Regions from separate parts of the Homo sapiens genome. Here region 2 is linked to region 1. A link is an interaction called in ENCODE POLR2A ChIA-PET data of the cell type or tissue named here. Cell type or tissue: IMR-90. All regions are shown on one strand.

What was found. ChIA-PET counts read pairs that join two places held together with the same protein. Peaks named below come from ENCODE experiments on the same cell type or tissue, not always from the same donor. Only the 100,000 strongest peaks of a DNase experiment are listed, where the experiment ranks them.
Region 2: POLR2A ChIA-PET joins it to region 1 with 6 read pairs; 3 of 35 experiments call an interaction of 5 or more read pairs at or near these places.

Annotation. Positions count from the first base shown.
Region 1 is chr3:13,522,779-13,527,778 of GRCh38, reverse strand. No RefSeq gene overlaps it. Among named protein-coding and RNA genes, the nearest start is that of FBLN2, 24 kb to the left of the region's middle. RefSeq lists an enhancer at 1,277-1,880. In IMR-90, no CTCF peak of the experiment used is centred here; no DNase peak of the experiment used is centred here; H3K27ac peaks cover 627 bases.
Region 2 is chr3:13,639,691-13,644,690 of GRCh38, reverse strand. No RefSeq gene overlaps it. Among named protein-coding and RNA genes, the nearest start is that of LINC00620, 8.5 kb to the left of the region's middle. In IMR-90, no CTCF peak of the experiment used is centred here; a DNase peak (open chromatin) is centred at 1,890.

The DNA of each region.
Region 1 (5,000 bases):
CTCAAACTCCCGACCTCAGGTGATTTACCCGCCTCGGCCTCCCGAAGTGCTGGGATTACAGGCATGAGCCACCAGGCTCAGCCATGTTTCTTTTTCTAATCACTGCACAGTCACTGATTATTTCAAACCCACTTCCTAAATGCAAGAGTAGGTAGCTGCACCAGGAACTAGAGACACAAGTTTATATTAAGCTGCTCAAATGATCCTAAATCACCACAAACAGACTCTCCAAACACATGCTTGTCATTGAATGGGCATGTTTCGGGGCTGACTGCATAACTGAGTTCTCCATGCTTATTAAAACAAAAGTCGGCCGGGCGCAGGCTCACGCCTGTAATCCCAGCATTCTGGGAGGCTGAGGTGGGAGGATCACCTGCGATCAGAAGTTCGAGACCAGCCTGACCAACATGGAGAAACCCCGTCTCTACTAAAAATACAAAATTAGCCAGGCATGGTGGAGCATGCCTATAATTCCAGCTACTTGGGAGGCTGAGGCAGGAGAATTGCTTGAACCCAGGAGGCGGAGATTGCGGTGAGCCAAGATGGTGCCATTGCACTCCAGCCTGGGTGACAAGAGTGAAACTCCATCTCAAAAAAAAAAAAAAAAGTCACCAGAATATGCTAATGTGAGCATACATACATGTTAGTAAAACTTAACAGTATCTACAGCAATTGTTTAGCACAAGGAGCAATATTCTATCATTCACCTTTTTTTAGATTTTTCAGAGCATGGTGATAATAAAAAGCAGCCTGGCTTTTGGCCGGGTTCATTACTGATTCACATCAGGTGCAGCCAATGCACCCCTTACTGGCTGTCCCAGGACAGACGGTTCCTGCCTCTCACCTTAGCCTGCCACACCCCTAGCACTTCATTAGCTGTGAGGAAGGGTCCTGCCTGACGCCCCCAGGCCTAACCCTCTGACCTAACCCACAGATCCTATGGCTGGAAACTGTTGCATATACCCTGGCCCCCACCTGGAGACACCAGACCACCTCGGTCCTCACCCTGACTATGTCCCGCCTGGGCAATCACCACCCCTGGTCTAAGTAGTGGCAGGGTTGACCCGAGGAGGAGGTCTCTGGGGATGAGGACATTTCTGGCTCTGCCCTGTGACCCCAGAGGGACACTCGTCAGGGTCCCTCTCACTTTCCCAGCCCAGATGGCTGTAAGTCCACCCATCGCAGATGTGCCGCAGCAGCCAAGCCCCACACCAGCAGGGACGCCGTGCCCGGCAGGCAGCCTGGGTCAGCCCGTGCCTGCCCACCAGACTGGTGACCCTAATCCTGTGTGCAGACAGGGCCAGCCCGAAACCCTCCCTTGCACAAAAGGCCTTTGTTCTGCTGCCCTTCCTCCCTGTCCCCCATGGCTGCCTTTTCTTCAGCCAGGGAGGAAGGAAGCTCCCTGCCGAGCACACCACCTCCAGGCCCGGTGCCAGCCGTCCCTTCCCATCCTCATCCCTGTCCTCAGCTGAGAAGAAACTAGAAAGGCCAGGCGTGGGCTTTGTGTCAAGCCTGAGAGGGTTTGCTCCTGATGCCACGCACTAGCTTCCCAAGTCTGGGCTTGTTCCTGCCTCTCTGCAAGCCCACTTCTTGGACATAGAGGTGTCCTCCTTCCTGGAACAGATTTGAGCGCAACAGGAGACCACATCTCCCTCCCTCCTTGCTGTGTCTCCGGCTCCTCAAGCCCCATCCAGACTCCAGGCCCTGACCCTCACCAAGCCCCGAACCAGAGCCCTCCTCCCCGTGTGGCTGGCCCCGATGACACAGGCCCTGATCACGCGGAACACTCTGAATTCTTACCCAATTTATTTTTCTTCCCAACCAGCAGTTCTCAAATATGTTGCTCTCAGGATCCCTTTAGTAGGATCACCGGGTTTACTACATAAATAACAGTACAGAATGCCCAGTTCAATTTGAATTGCAAATAAATAACAAATAATTTTTTTAGAACAACTACTTCCCAAATATTGCACAGGACACACTTCCATTGTATCTGGCAAGCCTATTTTCCATACTCTTAAAAATTATCAAGGACTTCAAAGAGCTGTAGTTCATGTGAGTTATGAAAACTGATATTTACTGTATTCAAAACTAAGACAGATGAATTATTAGAATATTTATCAAAGTATAAGAGAATCTTTTTAAAAGAAATAATACATGTTCACATAAAGCATTTTTATGAAAAAGCTACATTTTTCAAAACAAAGAAATCAGTGGGAAAAGTGGTGTTGTTTTGCACTTTTGCAAATCCTTTTAATGTCTGACTTAATTGAAGACAGCTGGATTTTCATAGCTGTTTCTTCATTCAGTTCGTTGCGATATGTGGTTTTCATTGAACTATGTGAACAAAATCTGGCCTTGCACAGATATGCAGTTAGAAAAGGGAGGAGCATTTTAATAGACTTTTCAGATCTTTGTGAATATTTTTCTTTGCTATAACACCAAAACTCAACGAGTGTTAATTTCTTAAACTTTATTCATGATGCAGAATTTGGAACCATATGAAGAGCTTTTCATACTTGGTTACACGAAAATCCATCTGTCTTTTTTTTTTTGTTTGGAGACCAGGTCTCACTCTGTCACCCGGGTAGGAATGCAGTGGCGCAATCTCAGCTCACTGCAACCTCTGCCTCCCAGGCTCAAGAGATTCTCCTGCCTCAACCTCCCGAGTAGCTGGGATTACAGGCGCGTGCCACTCCCGCCAGCTAATTTTTGAGTTTTTAGTAGAGATGGGATTTCACCATGTTGGCCAGGCTGGTCTTGAAATCCTGACCTCAAATGATCCACCTGCCTTGGCCTCCCAAAAGTGCTGGGATTACAGGCATGAGCCACTGCACCTGGAGTTTTGTTTTGTTTTTTAAGATTGAGTCTCACTCTGTCACCCAGGCTGGAGTGCAACGGTGCGATCTCGGCTTACTGCAGCCCCCACCTCCTGGGTGCAAGAGATTATTGTGCCTCAGCCTCCCAAATAGCTGGGACTATAGGCACACACCATCATGCCTGGCTAATTTTTGTATTTTTAGTAGAGATGGGATTTCAACATGTTGGCCAGGCTGGTCTTGAACCCCTGACCTCAAATGATCCACCTGCCTGGGCCTCCCAAGGTGCTGGGATTACAGGAGTGAGCCACCTCGCCCAGCCTGTCTATCTTGTTCTTTGAATGGCTTTTTTTTTTTTTTACCTTCACACATATTGTAACAACATGGGTTGATCATTTAAAGAATATTGGTTCACTCACCTTCCAAATGTTGACATATCTTATTATTCAATAAGTAAACATCACAGTTTGCTGATATCCCTGCCAATCTCATCAGAAAAGTCTGTAAGTATTGGCTCCTGGTGCTGGTACAAGTTTTTGTTTGTTTTTTTGTTTTGACACAAGGTCTCGCTCTGTCACCCAGGCTAGAGTGCAGTGGCCCAATCACAGCTCACTGCAGGCATGCACGCCAACATGCCCAGCTAATTTTTATATTTTTAGTAGAGATGGGGTCTTGTTATGTTGCCCAGTCTGGTCTCAAACTCCTGGGCTCAGGCAATCCTCCCAAAGTGCTGGGATTACAGGTGTGAGCCACCATACCTGGCCAGTTTTCTAACATTCTAATTTTCACTTGAAAGCTGGAATCTTTTCACTGGCAACAATTCCTGTCAGTTGTTTTCCTTGAAGCGACAGCTCATTTTGATCATTTTCAAGAAAATATCTGCCACGATACCAAGTCTGAATAACCATAGCTTGCCATTTTTATGAAACCCTTGGGTTCTATATAAACGTGGCTATTTGGGCTGACAACTCAAACATCTCACGTGTGCCTTTTTTCTGAGAACCATCACACTTGGGCTTGCTTTATGTGCACTTCCCACTTTGTCACGAAGAATATTCAGAAGATGTGCACTCAAGGGTCAGGCTCAACACCACTGCTAGTCTGTGCGCTTAGCAAGGATGTGACCCAGGTGTGCTGGTGAAGACTATAGGGGCCACCAACAGGTGCACCACGGCCCCGACTGTGCTTTTCTCCTCATCTTCTGCATCATTCGAGCAAATGTCAGTGAAGGAAAGGGGCTAATGATATCTTAGGATCATTATGAAAACCATTTGACCCTGTGGATCTTCTAAGAGAGCCTTGGGATTCCTGGGGGTCTGCGGACCACACTTCGGGAACCTCTGTGTTGCATGGATTTATTTGTGCCTCTGCCACTGGACTGTTGGCCCCACGAAGGTCAGGGTCTTTGTCCCCCATTTTCTGCTGTGGCCCAGCCCCTTGAACAGTTGCCTGCCTCTCCTTAGAACACAGAATGGACAATCAGGGCTTCTCCTCCCTGCCCAGAGAGACCCACGGTCATGAGTTTTGGTGTCTATGCTTCCAGGTATTTTTCAAGGGGTTTCCATGCATGGTTACTCCTCCAGGAAATAAATGACATTAATGCAAGACATACTTGCTGAGTGCTGACCATGCACACAGGGGCCCCAGCAGGCAATAAGGCGCACAGATCTCTGCTGGCCTGGGGCTGACCACTGTGTGGGGAGACCACCAGCAGGCCCATCAGTAAGCCAACACGCAGAAGGTCAGCTGGTGGCACGGGAAGCAGGGGGAAGCTGGGCGGGGCTGGCACGAGGGGAGGGTAAATATGAGGCACATCAGGCAAGGCCTCCCTGAGAAGGTGATAGGTAAGCAAAGAACTGCATAAAATGAGAGAGCAAATCATGTGGATACTTACTGAAAGAACAGCAAGTGCAAAGGCCCTGAGGCGGGAACACGCTAGCTCCCTGTCCTGGCCAACGACACCTGGGATACATTCCACACTCCAGAGACATTTCCAAGCATTGGCCATGTGCCCGGTGCTGCCTGAGACCCTCATGGGGCTCATTCCAGGGGGAGGAGAAAGGCAATAAAAACAAATAGGTAAACAAACACATCTGTGTCCAGAAGTGGCAAGTGAAAAAAAAAATACAATGGGGAAAAAGAAGAGGGAGTAGCAGGATGGCTGTTTTTAAAACAGGGCCC
Region 2 (5,000 bases), 120 kb before region 1:
TGGCTCACTAGAATATAAGGAAATGCAAAGAAACAACAAAAAAGGAAAATGTGAAATCCCTTGGTTATTGTTATCTGCAGTGGTTAAAAGGTAAGTGAGTGTAGGAAGGGACCCTGGTGCTGAGCCAAGATTCTGGTCAGCCTGGACCACAGCCTCTAGCCTGAAGCCCTACCCAAGGAATGTGTGGGGTAGATTCCGATGCTGGGCCAGGGTACAGTCAGTTGACCCAAGGTGTAGCTACTGGCCTCAGAGCCTCCTCCAAAGGGAAAAGTGTGCCGAGACAACAGATAGTAAAGGTTTTCATAAGAGCATGGACAAAACAAAGGGGTAGGACCAAGGAGAGAGTCAAGGGACTCATCCCAGCAGGGTGGAAGCTTTTAAACAGGTGTTAAGAAATAAGATGAATAAAGTGGATATTGATGAGGACGAAACAACGGTCTCAATGCAGCACTCACAGAAGCTGGATGGACCCTGCCGGCCGCCCAATGTGAAAAGGCCCTAAAAAATCTGCTTTATTCATTCTAGTTCGGAAGATTTTTAAAACCTGGGAGGCCTAAAATGACAGTGAGAATTCTGATCTCAAGTTGCCTGAGGCAGTGGTCTCACAATCTAACCAGGAGAAGGCCTGAGTCTCTCGGCCCACCCCCTAGCTGGGGACCCAAAGCCATACACACACGGGTGAGTGAAATGGCCGGGGGAGGAGAACAGACTCCGTCTGTGGGAGCCTCTGCTCTGTGATTCCAAACCTGTCAGCGAAGCCCGAATGGAGGCTCTCGTTCAATGGGGAGGATTTAGAAATGTGATGGTTGACGGAATTAAGGTGGATACTTAGGTGAAAACTGGAATGTTGGAACAAATTCTCTGTGAAGTGCCTGCACCTGCTTTATCGGAGCATATGCTGGGGATAGAGATGGTCTGGCTGGGGAATGCTTCTCCCACCAATTGCTGTAAAATAGAAGGCAGGTAAACCTGCCCTTCTGGCAATAGTGATTGAAGACCAGCATCTGGTCAGCTGATTCAGACTTTGGAGGGTACACACTCCACGTCCAGGAATATTGCAACTCCTTCCCATAAAACTACCCCCAAAAGCCCTGGAGTCCTTACACAGACCAGGCTGTACGGCAAAAGCCTGTTAGTGCCACCCAGGGGTGACCACTGGGATTTGGGACTAGAAAATTTTCATTGGAGAGACAATGATTGCATTTTGACTGAGGCCACTCTTATGATTGAAGGCTATAAAATAATCTAAAAATCTGAAATACACATAATGTTCTGGACGATGTCAAAGAAACACCCTAATGGGGAGGGCAACACCCAGAATTTCCTTTTTTTTTTTTTTTTTTTTGTGAGACAAGGTCCAGCTCTGTCACCCAGGCTGGAGTGCAGTGGTGCCATCTCAGCTCACTGCAACCTCCGCCTCTTGGACTCAGGCCATCCTCCCACCTCAGCCTCCTGAGTACCTGGGACTACAGCGTGCGCCACCATACCTGGCTAATTTTTGGATTTTTTGTAGAAATGGGTTTTTGCCATGTTGCCTGGGCTGGTCTCAAACTCCTGAGCTCAGGCGATCTACCCGACTTGGTTACAGGCGTGAACCACCACACCCGGCCCCAGAGTTTCTTAATAAAATGGAAATGGTTTGTGCAGGAATGTGCTGCCTGGGGATGCAAAGGGGTACTTGGCGTAGTCATGAGCAGACAGGCTTTCCCCTAGGGCCAACTTTAGAACCACCCGAGGGGCTGCCAGATCCTACTGTCACTTGGCTGATGCTCTGTGAGAGCTCTTGACTGGCCAGTGTGTACAGATGATGGTTCCAAGGTATGCGGACAGCACAGTTTGGAAGGCCAGCCCTCCAATGGAAGAAGGTGAAAATGAATCAGCTCGGTGGGAGGGACTGCGTGCTGTTCAGTTGTGTGTTTGTGTTTTTACTGATTCATGGGTGACCTTGTCAGACCCTATGGTCAGGCAGGAGGGCAGCGGAAACCTGGCCTATTAAAGGGATACCCGTGTGGAGCACAGCCCTGCAGAATCACCCTGGGAATCTGAGGGGTGCATTAAAGTGGGACATGTTGATGCCCATCAAAGGAACCCCCTTCCAGGATCAAGAAGTGATTGGGATGGCAAGTAGGCGTCCCAGTGTGCTCGCTTGGGGTGGCACCCTGGGTCCACGAAATGAGTGGACATTGGGGCTGCAGATGAACCTAGACACATTCCTCTTGCACCCCCTAGGCACAGTTCATAAGAGCTGTTCTTTCTGCCAACAGACAGAGAAACAGAGACTGCCGATGGCTGTGCAGCAGAGTCCCATGAGGGAAGGCCTTGCATGGAGCTGGCAAGACAAACCAAACATAGAAGCCCCAGGAGGCCACCAATGGGCCCTGACAGGGAAAGGCGAGCCACTGACTCTCACCTGGGCTTTGCCTCCCTGGCAGCAGACGCTTGAGGTACTATAAAAGTGTGGCGATGGGAGACAGTGCACGAATTTGCACTGCCCACTCACACTTCTCCCGACCAAGGGACACACTTTACAGCCCTGAATGTCCCACAAGGGGCAGAGCACTCTCATCCTTGGCGTAAGGTTGGATAGAGAACTGGAACATGTCATGGATACTGGTTGTCTAAAACAGAGGTGGTGGGGCAGGAAAGAGTGACTTGCACGCCATCACAAGTGTGTGTCCACCCCAAACATGAGAAGGGCCAGGAGAGGGTCCCTGCTAGATAGAGTCCCACACCTCTTCTTTTCTGTTTTTGTTTTGTTTTGTTTTGTTTGAGTCTCACTCTGTTGCCCAGGCTGGAGTGCAGTCATGCGATCTCAGGTCACTGCAACCTCTACCTCCCGGGTTCAAGCGATTCTCCTGCCTCAGCCTCCCAAGCAGCTGGGATTACAGACGTGCACCACCACATCCGGCTAAATTTTTTTTTTTTGTATTTTTAGTAGAGATGGGGTTTCACCATATTGGCCAGGCTGGTCTCGAACTCCTGACCTCAAGTGATCCACCCGCCTTGGCCTCCCAAAGTGTTGGGATTACAGGCGTGAGCCACTGTGCCTGGCCTCCTATGCCTTTTCTAAGAGAACTGGGGAAGGGAGGTTGCTGGTAAGACTGCTTTTCTTTTCTTCTCCACATCACCTCGCCTTCCTCCTTTCCTATCTGCTGCAGTGGCCCCAGGACCAGGGCTGCAGCTGCAAGTGCTGAGGTAGCAATGACTCCTAGGCAGGAGGGTGCACCTCTAGCTCCAAAGCTTCATGCCAGAGCTCCTGAGGGCTGATGGAGTGGATGGTGCCTTCACCCCATCCGGAAAAATCAGGGCTGCTAGTGAGGGCAGGCACATTGCCTGGTGGTGGAGACAGCCCACTAGTTCTACACCTGTGAAGCCCCATCCTACACCAACCGGAGTGGACTGTCAGGGAGGCACTTGCTAGGCTGGCATTGCTTCTGACAATCCGGCCCAACAGCATGGCCGAACCTCATGGCCCTTCCAAAGGTGGAAATACCTGGATACAAATGGAGAAAAGGAGGAACCGGAGCTGAGGGTAAAGCAACCAGTACGTGGGTTATGTAGTGAGGGAAATCCTTTTTTTTTTTTTTTTTTTTTTTTTTTTGCGACGGAGTTTCGCTCTTGTTGTCCAGGCTGGAGTGCAATGGCACAATCACAGCTCACCACAACCGCCGCCTCCCTGGTTCAAGCAATTCTCCTGCCTCAGCCTCCTGAGTAGCTGGGATTATAGGCATGTGCCACCACACCCAGCTAATTTTGTATTTTTAGTAGAGATGGGGTTTCTCCATGTCGGTCAGGCTGGTCTTTAACTCCCAACCTCAGGGGATCCGCCCACCTCGGCCTCCCAAAGTGCTGGGATTCCAGGCGTGAGCCACCGCGCCCGGCCGGGAAATCCAATTTTACGTGAATCCTACATTACAGTACTACCTTAAGAGCGGCGTGGAGGGCATCGTCTCAGCTCAACTACACTAGATGCCTGAAAGGGTGACGCCAAGGCCGCCTCTGCTTTTGGAACTTGACAAGGTCGAATGGCAGCCTGCAAACCTGAGTGGCCTCACCCTGGGGGACATCTGCTGATCTGATGTGGTGATGGACTAGATAAACTGCTATGACTGAGTGGGACTCCGGTCTTCCTTTTTAGGTGACATCCACCAGACTGCAATATGGTCCTACCTGGCACGGTTGATAAGGTTATAACGTTGATGGTGATGGCAAATGTATTGAAACCCTGAGTTCCAGCCTCCTCAGGATGTAGCAACGATGGAGAATGACACCTGCGGAAGAGCTAGGTGGAGCCAACCCCGGGCTAACGCCTGCACACGGTGGTTCTTTACATGCTTCATAGGCACGGGCAGCCCTGCCACAAGGGAGGAAGCAGGCAACGCTGAAGGAGCTGCCCAGACAAACGTGACTATTCCACTGCGAGAACGCTGGGGCCGGGGCCGGGGGTGGCCTGCAGGGTGAGCTCTCGGCCCCCAGAACGTCCTGGCTGGCACTGGAGTACCAGCGTTTTCAGGGGCTTTGCTGCCTCAGTTCTGACCTCTGCGAGGGACTGGAGACTTAGGGCCAGCCACGCTGACAGCCAGGTGGTCAAGCTCCCAGACACACCTGGACCCCAAAGGTGCCCTGTTCAGCTCTATTCTGTTGTGCTGCATCCTGAGGACACGGGAGCTCCGTGACTGGGCTCTCCTGGACTCTGCTCTAGAATTCATCAATGACTTTAACCTGCTTCCTTTCACCATAAACTGTCTGAGTCATGCAGGTGAATTAATGAGCCTGAGGGTGGATGTAAGGACCCCCAAACCTGTAGCCCATTGCTCAGACGTGAGGGTGGTCCTAGGGATGCCTGAGCTTGTTTCTGGTGTGCAGTTCTTGGTCTGCAGTGAGGGTAGTCTTGTAGGGGCTATTCCCTGAAGCTGCAGTTTGCCAAACTTGCCGGCATGGAATTCTAGAATCACCTTAGAAACTCTAAGGTCCGGAGAGAAGTTGTTCTCCAAGACCCT